Linked DNA regions of Homo sapiens: region 2 is linked to region 1. A link is a loop called in an ENCODE intact Hi-C map of the cell type or tissue named here. Cell type or tissue: heart right ventricle. All regions are shown on one strand. Region 1 overlaps NUAK1 (NUAK family kinase 1). Region 2 has its middle 170 kb from the start of NUAK1.

What was found. Peaks named below come from ENCODE experiments on the same cell type or tissue, not always from the same donor. Only the 100,000 strongest peaks of a DNase experiment are listed, where the experiment ranks them.
Region 2: it touches region 1 in a loop (4-fold over the local background); 22 of 110 quality-filtered maps call a loop at or near these places.

What each region holds. Positions count from the first base shown.
Region 1 is chr12:106,130,391-106,135,390 of GRCh38, reverse strand. All of the region lies in intron 1 of NUAK1 (NUAK family kinase 1), which reads left to right. Among named protein-coding and RNA genes, the nearest start is that of NUAK1, 6.1 kb to the left of the region's middle. RefSeq lists enhancers at 426-1,268, 1,269-2,112, 2,113-2,955, 3,977-4,726, 4,727-5,000 and a silencer at 3,466-3,760. In heart right ventricle, no CTCF peak of the experiment used is centred here; no DNase peak of the experiment used is centred here; H3K4me3 peaks cover 770 bases; H3K27ac peaks cover 5,000 bases.
Region 2 is chr12:105,965,173-105,970,172 of GRCh38, reverse strand. No RefSeq gene overlaps it. Among named protein-coding and RNA genes, the nearest start is that of NUAK1, 170 kb to the left of the region's middle. In heart right ventricle, no CTCF peak of the experiment used is centred here; a DNase peak (open chromatin) is centred at 3,010; H3K27ac peaks cover 2,911 bases.

The DNA of each region.
Region 1 (5,000 bases):
GAGATGCTTGGAGTCAGCTGGTGCGACCCTGTGTGTCGTCCAGGCACTCTCCTGCAGTCTTGCAGCCTCTGCTAAAGCATGTCCGTGAGACCAGGACTCAGAGTGGCTTGTTCCAGAGATGAACAAGCTCAAAAATGAGGCACTCTTGCAGAAAGGCAAAGAGCCCTGGCTTACATTCAAATCCTTGATCTATCCCCTACTAGCTTTGTGTCTTTTGGCAAGCTATGTGACTTTTTGAAACCTCAGCTTCTTCATCGGTAAAATGAGCTACTAAGAGTACCAACTTCATAGACTTGTGAGAACTGAATACAGTGATCTATATAAAACCTCAAAAGGGGACATTAATCAATTTAGTTCCTCCTTTTAGCAGATTTTTTTTCTCATCTCATTTTAGGATTTCATTAGATTTTAAGACCATCAGAGAGACAATGCATTGTATCATGCAGAGAGAGATAGAAGAAATAATCAACTTTTCAGAGTAATAAAATAAATACCAAATTAATTAGGGAGGTGTGTCCATAGGAAGATGAGATAATTAGCCAGATTCAGATAGGATCTGAACACATTTCTCAAGTCTTGAATTTGGGCCTTGTTTATTGCACAACTTTGGTTTTGATACAGTTTTGGGCAGGCCTACTGGGTGAGCCTCTGTGTCATAATTCGGCATGCATTTTCTTTGAGCTAAGCTCCCTGGACCTACAGGCCACACAAAGCGTTGCCAAAAATCCCAAAACCAAAGCCACACAATTTTATGTCCTGTGATCACCTCGATGTCAAGGGGCCAAGTTCAACTTCCTCACTGTACCAGGTTATCTCTAGTGAGCAGTAGGTGGTGTGGTGTGAGCTGGAGGCAGGGTCCCTGGGGGGGAGTCTGGGATGGGAGTGGCAGGACTGGTGGGCAATGTGTGCCCCTCCCCCACAGTCTGCCCTGGTGCCCCTGGCCACTAGAGCATTAGCTTGGGTGATGGGGCATCCTCACCTAGCAAGCCAAGTGTTTTGACCAAAAATGGGTGTTTTAAGCACCCAAAGCTATTCATAGCCTCCTGCTGGAAAACTGCAAATCAGGGAGGCAAATTAGCAAACTGGCCTGCCAAGCCAGGAGGTGTGTTGACGTCACATGCACGGTGGCAGAAGTGCCATGTTGCAGCTAAGGCCCAAATACAGTTTTAGAGTGTAAGGGACCATGGCAAACATGTGGTTCAAACTTGTCATCTTCGAGGTGGGACCAGTAAGGCGCAGAAGTGTTAAGTGACTTTGTTGAGGTTGCACAGGTCTTGAATGACGGAGCTGGATCTTAGAAACCCGATTCTTGGTTTGGTATTTTTCCATCACTCATTTAATAAATCTTTACTAGAGAAAGACATGGGCCTCACTCTTAAAGAACTTATAATCTAGTAGCAAAGGTGAAATGTACTTGCAAACTAATTCTGTTCAGTTCGATGAAGATTTATTGCCATCTGCCATGTGCTACTCACCATGTTAAATGCTGAGACATAGAAATGAGTAAGACCCAGGGAGCTTCCAGCCTGGTGAAAGAGAAGGCAGAAGTAGTTACTAGGCATGAGTAACTCTTCCATAGAGGATTGTTTCAGGTGATTTTCAAGTTGGACAACAGTTCATTGAAGCTTAGCTCATGAAAGTGAGTTTGATCCTGGACAGAATCATATTTCTACTGCTACCATTATTTACTACCAGCTGATATTTTTGAGAGCTTGTGGTGCATCCCACTGTGCTAAGTGCTTTAGAGACATTTTCCCTCACTTAACTTTCACAGCAACCCTGTGAGGTGTAAAATAGTGAGACCCATTTTACAGATGGGGAAAATGACACATAGGGAGGTTAGGTAACTTGCCAAGGGTCAGACAGCTGGATGGTGTTTGTTTGTTTGGATGGAGTTTGTTTGGAAACCCAATGCTGCTAGAGGAATTGAGAACCTTCCTTAATGTTGCACAGCTGGTGACCTCTGGATTTGGGTGTGGTTCTTTGCTAATGGTGCCAGAAGAGCAGCCATGGGGTGATCGCCCACCCTTCCGGAAGGGTATCTAGAGGAGGGGCCAGGGTATACTGTGGGATTAGAAAGTGTTCTCCAGCTAATGGGAGGACAAGTGCTGTTGAAAATGACCCTTGATTTGGGTTTCAGAGGATTGGAATGTGGGGCATTCCAAGGCATTCATTCACTTGTGTTTGGGGGAAGGTGAATATTCCAGGTGGCTTGGAATGCAGGGTTTGTGCTGGGACACAATGGGAGGGCAGGATTGGTAAGGTAAGATGGGGGTAATAATAATAATTGATGCTAATGCAAATAATAGCAACTAATACTTCTTGAGTGCTTATAACATGCTAGGTGCATGTTAACTGATTTAATCCTTATAACAATTCTGCTATCATCCCATTTTCTAGATGAAGAACCTGACTCACAGAGAGGTTAACTAGCTTGCTCAAGGTCACAGGCAGCAGCAGAGCCAGGTTTGGACCCAGGCAATGTGAATGCAGAGACCTTGACCTTAACTCTTCCTCTAGAGGGGTCTGAGCTGGGTTCTGATCACAGTGGGGTGTTGAGCCCGTCAGTTTGGTGTGCTGGCTTGGAGCAGGGAGTTTTTGCAAGAGTTGAGGTTGGGAAGATAAGAATCAGAGCCAAGTTAGGGAGAAGAGATGTGCCTGCTTCTGGTGAGCCATCTGTTTGTTGGTCTGTTTGTTGGACCTCGAGGAGTTTGTTGTAATGAATCAGGTCAGGGAGCTCTTCACCTGGACACATACAGAGTCCTTTGTTTCCCAAGCAGCCTCAGACCCTGGAGTCCCTAGGGGGCTTTGAGGGGTAAGCTGGTTCACTTCCCTGCCTGCAGACAAAAATGCCCCCACACCATGCCAGTGTGTGTTGATCTTGCTTCCTCCTGGGAAGCAGCAGGAGATAAGGGTTTGAGTCAAGGTATCTTGTCTGTCGCTGTGTCCTGTGTGTCTTGAATCCATCCTGCAAAGATACTTATTGTCAATGCCTCACATGGTGCCAAGCACATAGTAGGTCCTCAACAGAGGCTTGTAGGATGGAACTGAAGTGAATACATTGAGCGAGAGAATATCTTGGGAGGTGTCGAAGTTGTACGTTATCTTTCCTGACCTCAAGGAACTTTAGATTTGTGGGGAAGGAAAGACAACGGTTGAAAATGAATGGCAGGTTACAGAGCAATGTCTGAAAAGACAGGCAGACCCTTTTCTGCACGAATTCCCCTTCTGTTACGTTTGCACATGCATTTGTTAGGGAGAGACGTATATCCAGGGTTTGTCAGGTTTCTGGCCGTGGCTTCTTGTCCTCAGTGGCTCCAGAGTCAGACAGCAGAAGTCTCATTTGTCTTTCCCACATGAAAGTCCTGGAGCATCTGTAAGTTATGATTTGTGAAGTATCTGCTTTAAAGCAGAATGCATTTATCATCGTGCTGGCCCAGACGACATTGTAGAGCACAGGAATGAGAGGATCCCAGGCCTCAGAGTAGGAGGGGCTGGGCCTGATGACCCACCGTGAATGGAGTCTGGCTGAATTGATAAAATTCCCTGGAAACAGCCCAGGAGCAGCCAGATGTTGGCTTTACAGCGAAACTCTTCGGTAAACTTTTAACTGCATGTGAAAACCAGGGCTGGGCATTTCCACTTCTAGGTTTACCCAGGAGAAATGCAAACATATGTCCACACAGAAACTTCTACACAAATGTCTATAGAGCATTATTATTAGTAAGAGCCCCAAAGTGGAAGGAACTGATGAATGGGTAAATAAAAGCTGGCACATCCATTTCATTTGTGGAATATTACTTATGATCTATTCCATAATTTTATTTATGGAATATTTTTGGACTGTTATTCAACAGTAAAAAGGAATGAGGTACTTAATACATGTGACAGCATGGATGAACCTTGAAAACATTATGTTCAGTGAAAGAAGCCAGACACAAAAGACCACAGATTGTATGATTCCATTTGTATGTAATGTCCACAAGAGACAAATCCATAGAGACAGCGTAGATGAGTGGGCCTGCGGGTGGGGTTGGGAGTAAATTGGGAGTAGCTGCTAATGGGTGTGGAGTTTTCTGGGGGGTGCTGAAAATGTTCTAAAATTGTGATGATGGTTGCACCCCTCCGAATATACTAAAAACCCCTGAATTGTGCACTTTAAATGGGTGAATTATATGATATGTGAATTACATCTCAATAAAGCTGGTAATAACTTAAAAAGGGGGGGGCTCAGGGTGGAGAGTGGGAAAGGGGTGGAAGCCTCTATCTCTCAGGCCTCTAAGATTCCAACCTCTGGTTCCACAGAAATCTCATGCTCATTTTGTGAAAGAAGCGAAGACAATCTCCTGCCAACCATGGTCAACATAGAGAGCCCCAGGGCCAGGCTGCCTGTGTCTGTATGCCAGCCCACCCCTTGAGAGCTGTGTGACCTTGGGCTAGTGACTAATTTTTAACCTCTGGGTTCTTTGCTAGGGCTCACAATAGTTCTTCTTTTATGGATTGTTGAGAGGAAGCACCGAGGTGACATAGCTAAGCCTTTTGCCTGGTGCCTGGCACACAGTAGGTACACAATAGATGCAGCCAGGGCGATTGCTACTCTACAAGGCACCTTTGTGCAAATTAAAAAAAGGCCTCCTCCAGGTGGATACATATGAAAAGGCTTCTGTCCTGGCCAGAAGCAGCCCCTCTCCTACTAGCGGCTCTGTGAGAACGACGCGGGCTGGGGCCCATTCACCTGCCCATCGGCTGGTGCCTTGTGCATGTATGATCTGCACATCCCTGCTTGGCAGCCCTGGTGGTAGCTTGCTTTCTTCTTCCTCTTAGCTACCACTTGTCAATACTCTGTGGCTGAAGCTTCCCCATAAGAAAGACCTAACATCCCCACATTGGGGCTCAACACACCTGCTCTTCTTTTCAATCTAGCAATAAACCAGATAGATGTATTTAATGTGTGCTTAACAATGTGTCCAGCACCATAGGGACTTTCAGAGGAGGATATT
Region 2 (5,000 bases), 170 kb after region 1:
GTATATTTCTGTAAGTTTTGACAAATTAAGTCATGTAACCACCATCACATTTAGGATACAGAAGAATTCTATCATCTCCTTAAATTCCTTCCTGCTGCCCCACTATGGGCAAACCTCTTGATCTCATCCCCTAACCTGTAGTCCCTGAACCACTGATGCACTGTCCAACCCTGTAGTTTTCCCTTTTAAAGTGTCATAGAAATGGAATCAGACAACTTTTTGAGTCTAGCTTTCTTCACTTAGCATGATGCATTTGAGATTCATCTATGTTGTATGTATCAATAGTTCATTCCCTTTAATTGCTGACTTGTAACCCAACATGCAGATTTATTTGTTTATCCATCCACCAGTTGAAAGACATCTGACTTGTTTCCAGTTTCTAGTAATTATGAATAAAATTAGTATAAACACTACTGTAAACATTTACATACAGGTTTTCATGTAGATATATATTTGTTGGGCGGGGGGGCGGTGTAAATGCCTAGGAGTGGGTTTGTGTCATATGGTAAGTGCACGCCAAACTGTTTTTCCAAAGTGGTTGCACCATTTTATATTCCAACTAGCAGTTTATAAGAGTTGCAGTTGCTCTGCATTCTTGTCAGTACTTGGAATTGTCAGGCTGTCTTTAAAAAAAAAATACTAGCCACTTTAATAGGTATGTATTGGTATTTCACTGTGGTTTTAATTGACATTTCTCTAATGACTAATGATGCTGAGCATCTTTTTGTGTGCTTATTTGTCATATACATATATATGTACATCTTCTCTGATGAAGTGTCGGCGTAAATTTTTTGCCCATTTTTTACTGAGTTGTTTGTTCTCCTACTGTTGAGTTTTGAGAGTTTTTAATATATTCTGCCTCCCAGTCCATTATTAGATGTATAATTTCCAGATATTCTTCTCCCAGTCTTTAGTTTATCTTTTCATTCTTTTAACAGTGTAAAAGTTTTACTTTTGATTAAGTAAGTCCATTTTACCATGCTTTTGTGTCATTTCTAAGAACTCTGCCTAATCTTAAGTCACAAAGATTTTCTTCTAAAGGTTTTATTATTTTACATTTTCCACTTGGGTATGTAACTCATTTTGAGTTAATTTTTGTATAAAGTGTGAGATATATATATATATAGGTTGAAGTCCACTTTCTTTTGCACATGAACATCCAATTTTTCCAGCACCATTTCTTGAAAGGACTATCCTTTCTCTATTAAATAGCCTTTGCACCTTTGCCAGAAATCAATTGACCATATTTGGGTGGGTCTATTTCTGGATTCTTCATTCTGTTCCATTGATTTATGTGTCACACTTTTTGCCAATACCACTTTTTGCCAATCAAGATCACAATGTCTTGATTATTGTAGCTGTATAGGAAGTCTTAAAATCAGGTAGTGTGGACTCCCCTACTTTGTTCTTCTTATTTAAAATTATTTTGTCTGTTCTAGCTTCTTTGCCTTTCTATAAAGATTTTTAGAATCAGCTTTTTGTCATCTCAAAAAAGCCTGCCAGGATTTTAATCTCTAGTGTGTTGAATCAATTTGAGGAGAATGACATATTAATAAGATCAAGTGTTCTAATCCATGAATGCAGCGTATCTCTCCATTTACTGAGAGTTCTTTTTCTCTTATCAGTGTATTTTAGCTTTTAGCATATAGGTCTTGCAATATTTTGTTAGATTTATACCTAAGTATCTTATTATTTTTGGTGTTATTATATAGGGTTCTGTTTATTTAATTTCAATTCCTAGTTGTTTATTACCAGTATTCAGAAATAAGATTGATTTTTTTAAGTATTAACTTTGTACGCTTCAGATTTGTTAAGCTCACTCCTTATTTTCAGTAGCATTTTTGCAGATTCCTTGGGGTTTCCTATGTGAATAATCACATACTTTGAGATGAGAAAGTTTGATTTCTGCTATATGCCTCACAGTTTTTTTCTTTGCTTTATTGCACTGGCTAGGACTTCCAGTAGGAGGAAAAGGAATGATTAGAGCAGACATTTTCACCCTTGTTTTGCTCCCAATCTGACAGGCTAAGAATTCAGTCTTTCACCATTGAATATAATGTTAGCTGTTTTTTTTTTTTTTTTTCCCTGTAGATGCCCTTTATTAGGTTAAGGAAGTTCTCTTCTATTCTTAGTTTACTGAGAGTTTTGATCATGATGTTAAATGTTTCAAATGCTTTATTTGAATGTATTGAGATAATCACATGATTTTTTTTCTTTAATCTGTTAATATGGCAAATAACATTGATTTTTTATTGTTGAGCCAGCCTTGCATTTTCAGGACAAAATCCACTTGATTGTACCATCCTTTTTCTGTACTGCTGTATTTGATTTTTTAGTATTTGTGGAGGATTTTTGCATTTATAAGGGGTATTGGCAGCTAGATTTTCAGATGTTTATGAGAATAAAGTTAAAGGCAGCAAGATAGAAGATTAAGCTATTTGAATGGAATTATAACAGTAATAAAAATAATGCTCAACACTTATTAAGTGCTTCCTATATGTCAGGCACTATTCTAAGCACTTTAAATGTATTCATTTATCTCATTATCATAACAGTGCTATGAGGTAAGTACTATTATTATCCCCATTTTACAAAAATAGAAGTGGAGTCAGACAACTTCAGAGTCTGTGCCAAATATTTATTTATATAAATGATATGACCCACTTCTTTTCAGAGCGCAAGTGTAATCAAATCTCCTGCATTCTTCCAGTGAACAATTGTTCATATCCCCGTTAGTAGAAGTTCTGTATCGTTTTCTTGAAGATTCCTCCCTCTTTGCCCTCATCCAAATGATCTGAGGTCCCTGGAGGCTTTATAAGTTCAAAGTGTTTTGCCTTGCCTCCAAATCCTGAGCGAGGAATAAACTAGAAAGTTGAATCTGGTTCCTAGGACTGCTGTTTCTGTGGCTTCCCAGTGAGATATCTGTGGAATGTTGGTCCCACATAACCTAGAGAAGAATGTCCTATGCCTCTGGGATGAGGGTGCTGGCCTTGGGGGGGTCTCTGTGGGGCTTGCTTGGGCTCAGATATTATTCTGAAGGCCACCATTTGGACAGGATGTCCAGGTCTGGAGGGATTACTGGGCTCAGCCACATGTTACGCAGGGCCAGGCCATTTTCTTTGACTTCTTAGGCCAGAGACCTAGTCATCAGTAACAAAATCTTTAGATTTTTGCATTAAAATATTTCTTGTTTCTTTCGGAAAAAAAGTGAAGATGTGGTCCACTTATGCCTACATTCTTCTGCAACAACAGTCAGCGGAAGCTGAGCGAGCATTCAGTGGGCAGGGTCTCTGGTACATCCCACTTCCTGCCACTTACAGTGTTCTTGTGACTGCTTAGTCCCTGAATGCATTTGTGCTTTCAATTTGTGCCATAGGCCTTTGCACTGGGCTTGGATTCTGCGTATATTTGTTAAAGTAATATTTATCGAGTGCCAAATGCTTATCAGGTACTGCCCACTGTGAATGCAGAAGTGAGCAAAATAGACAATAATCCTGACTTCCAGGACCTTACATTTTGTTTGGGGGGACATAGCCAGTAAGCCAAATAAGCACGTTATATAATTCTTTATGTAACTGTATAATTCTAAATGTAATTTAATAAAGTGCTGGGGAGAAAAATAAAAGCAGGGATGGTAGACTGGAAATGTCAGGCAAGGCAGGGTTGAAAGTGTCACAGGTTGTTAGTGATGGCTTCAGGAAGAGGATGACATTTGAGCAAAGAACTAATCCATTTGCATATTGGAGAAAAGAACATGCCAAGCAGAGGGAACAGAGAGGCACAAGGCCCCGAGTCTGGAGCACGTTTGCCAGTTTGAGGGTTAGCAAAGAGACATTGTGGTTCCAGCAAAGTGGGCAAAGAAGAGTAGGAATAGGAGAGGAGGTGAAACAGTTGGCGGGATCCAGTTTATAGCGGACCTCTTTGGGTTTTGGAGGCAACATATTCTTCATTTGAGTGTGTTATTCCAGCCCATTTACTGAGCGACCTGCAAAGCTGCTAGTTTTGAGTGGGACCCAGAACAAGAGAAGGCTCTGCGACAGGTCCAGGCCACTGTGCAGGCTGCTGTGCTGCTTGGTCCATACGATCCAGTAGATCCATTGGTCCTTGAAGTGTCAGTGGCAGATAGGGATGCTGTTTGGAGCCTTTGGAAGGCCTTTGTAAGTGAATTGCAACACAGGCCTTTAGGGTTTTAGAGCAAGGCATTGTTATTACCCACAGATAACTGCTCTCCTTTTGAGAAACAGCTCTTGGCTTGCTATACAGTCTTAATAGAGATCAAATACTTAACTAAGGGCCACCTGCATTTATAATCACCTCAAGTTATCATGCAACCTGAGCTACGCATCATGAACTGGATATTATCTGAGCCACCTAGCCACAAAGTTTGGTGTGCACAGCAGCATTCCATTATCAAATGGAACTGGTATTTATATGATTGGATATGAACAGGTCCTGAAGGCACAGATAAGTTACATGAAGAAGTGGCCCAAATGCCCATGGTCCCCACTCCTGCTCCACTGCCTTTTCTCTCCCAGCGTGTACCTATGGCCTTGTGGGAAGTTTCCTACAGTTGTTGACAGAGGAAGAGAAGCTTGGGGGGTGTTTACAGATGGTTCTTTATGATATGCAGGCATCCTCTGAAAGGGGACAGCTGTACTACTATAGCTCCTTTCTGGGACATCCCTGAAGGACACCGGTAAAGGGAAGTCCTTCCAGTGGGCAGAGCTTCAAGAAGTTCACCTGGCCATCTACTTTGCTTGGAAAGAGAAATGGCCAGATGTATCATTATATACTGATTCATGGGCTGTGGCCAATAATTTGGCTGAATGATCAGCAATTTTGAAGGCATATGATAGAAAAATTGATAAGAAGAAAATTTGGGGAAGAGGACAGACCCCTCTGAATGGGCAAAAAATGTGAAGACATTTGTGTTCAACATAAATGCTCACCAAAGGTTGACCTCAGCAGAGGAGAGCTTCGATAATCAAGAGGATAGAATG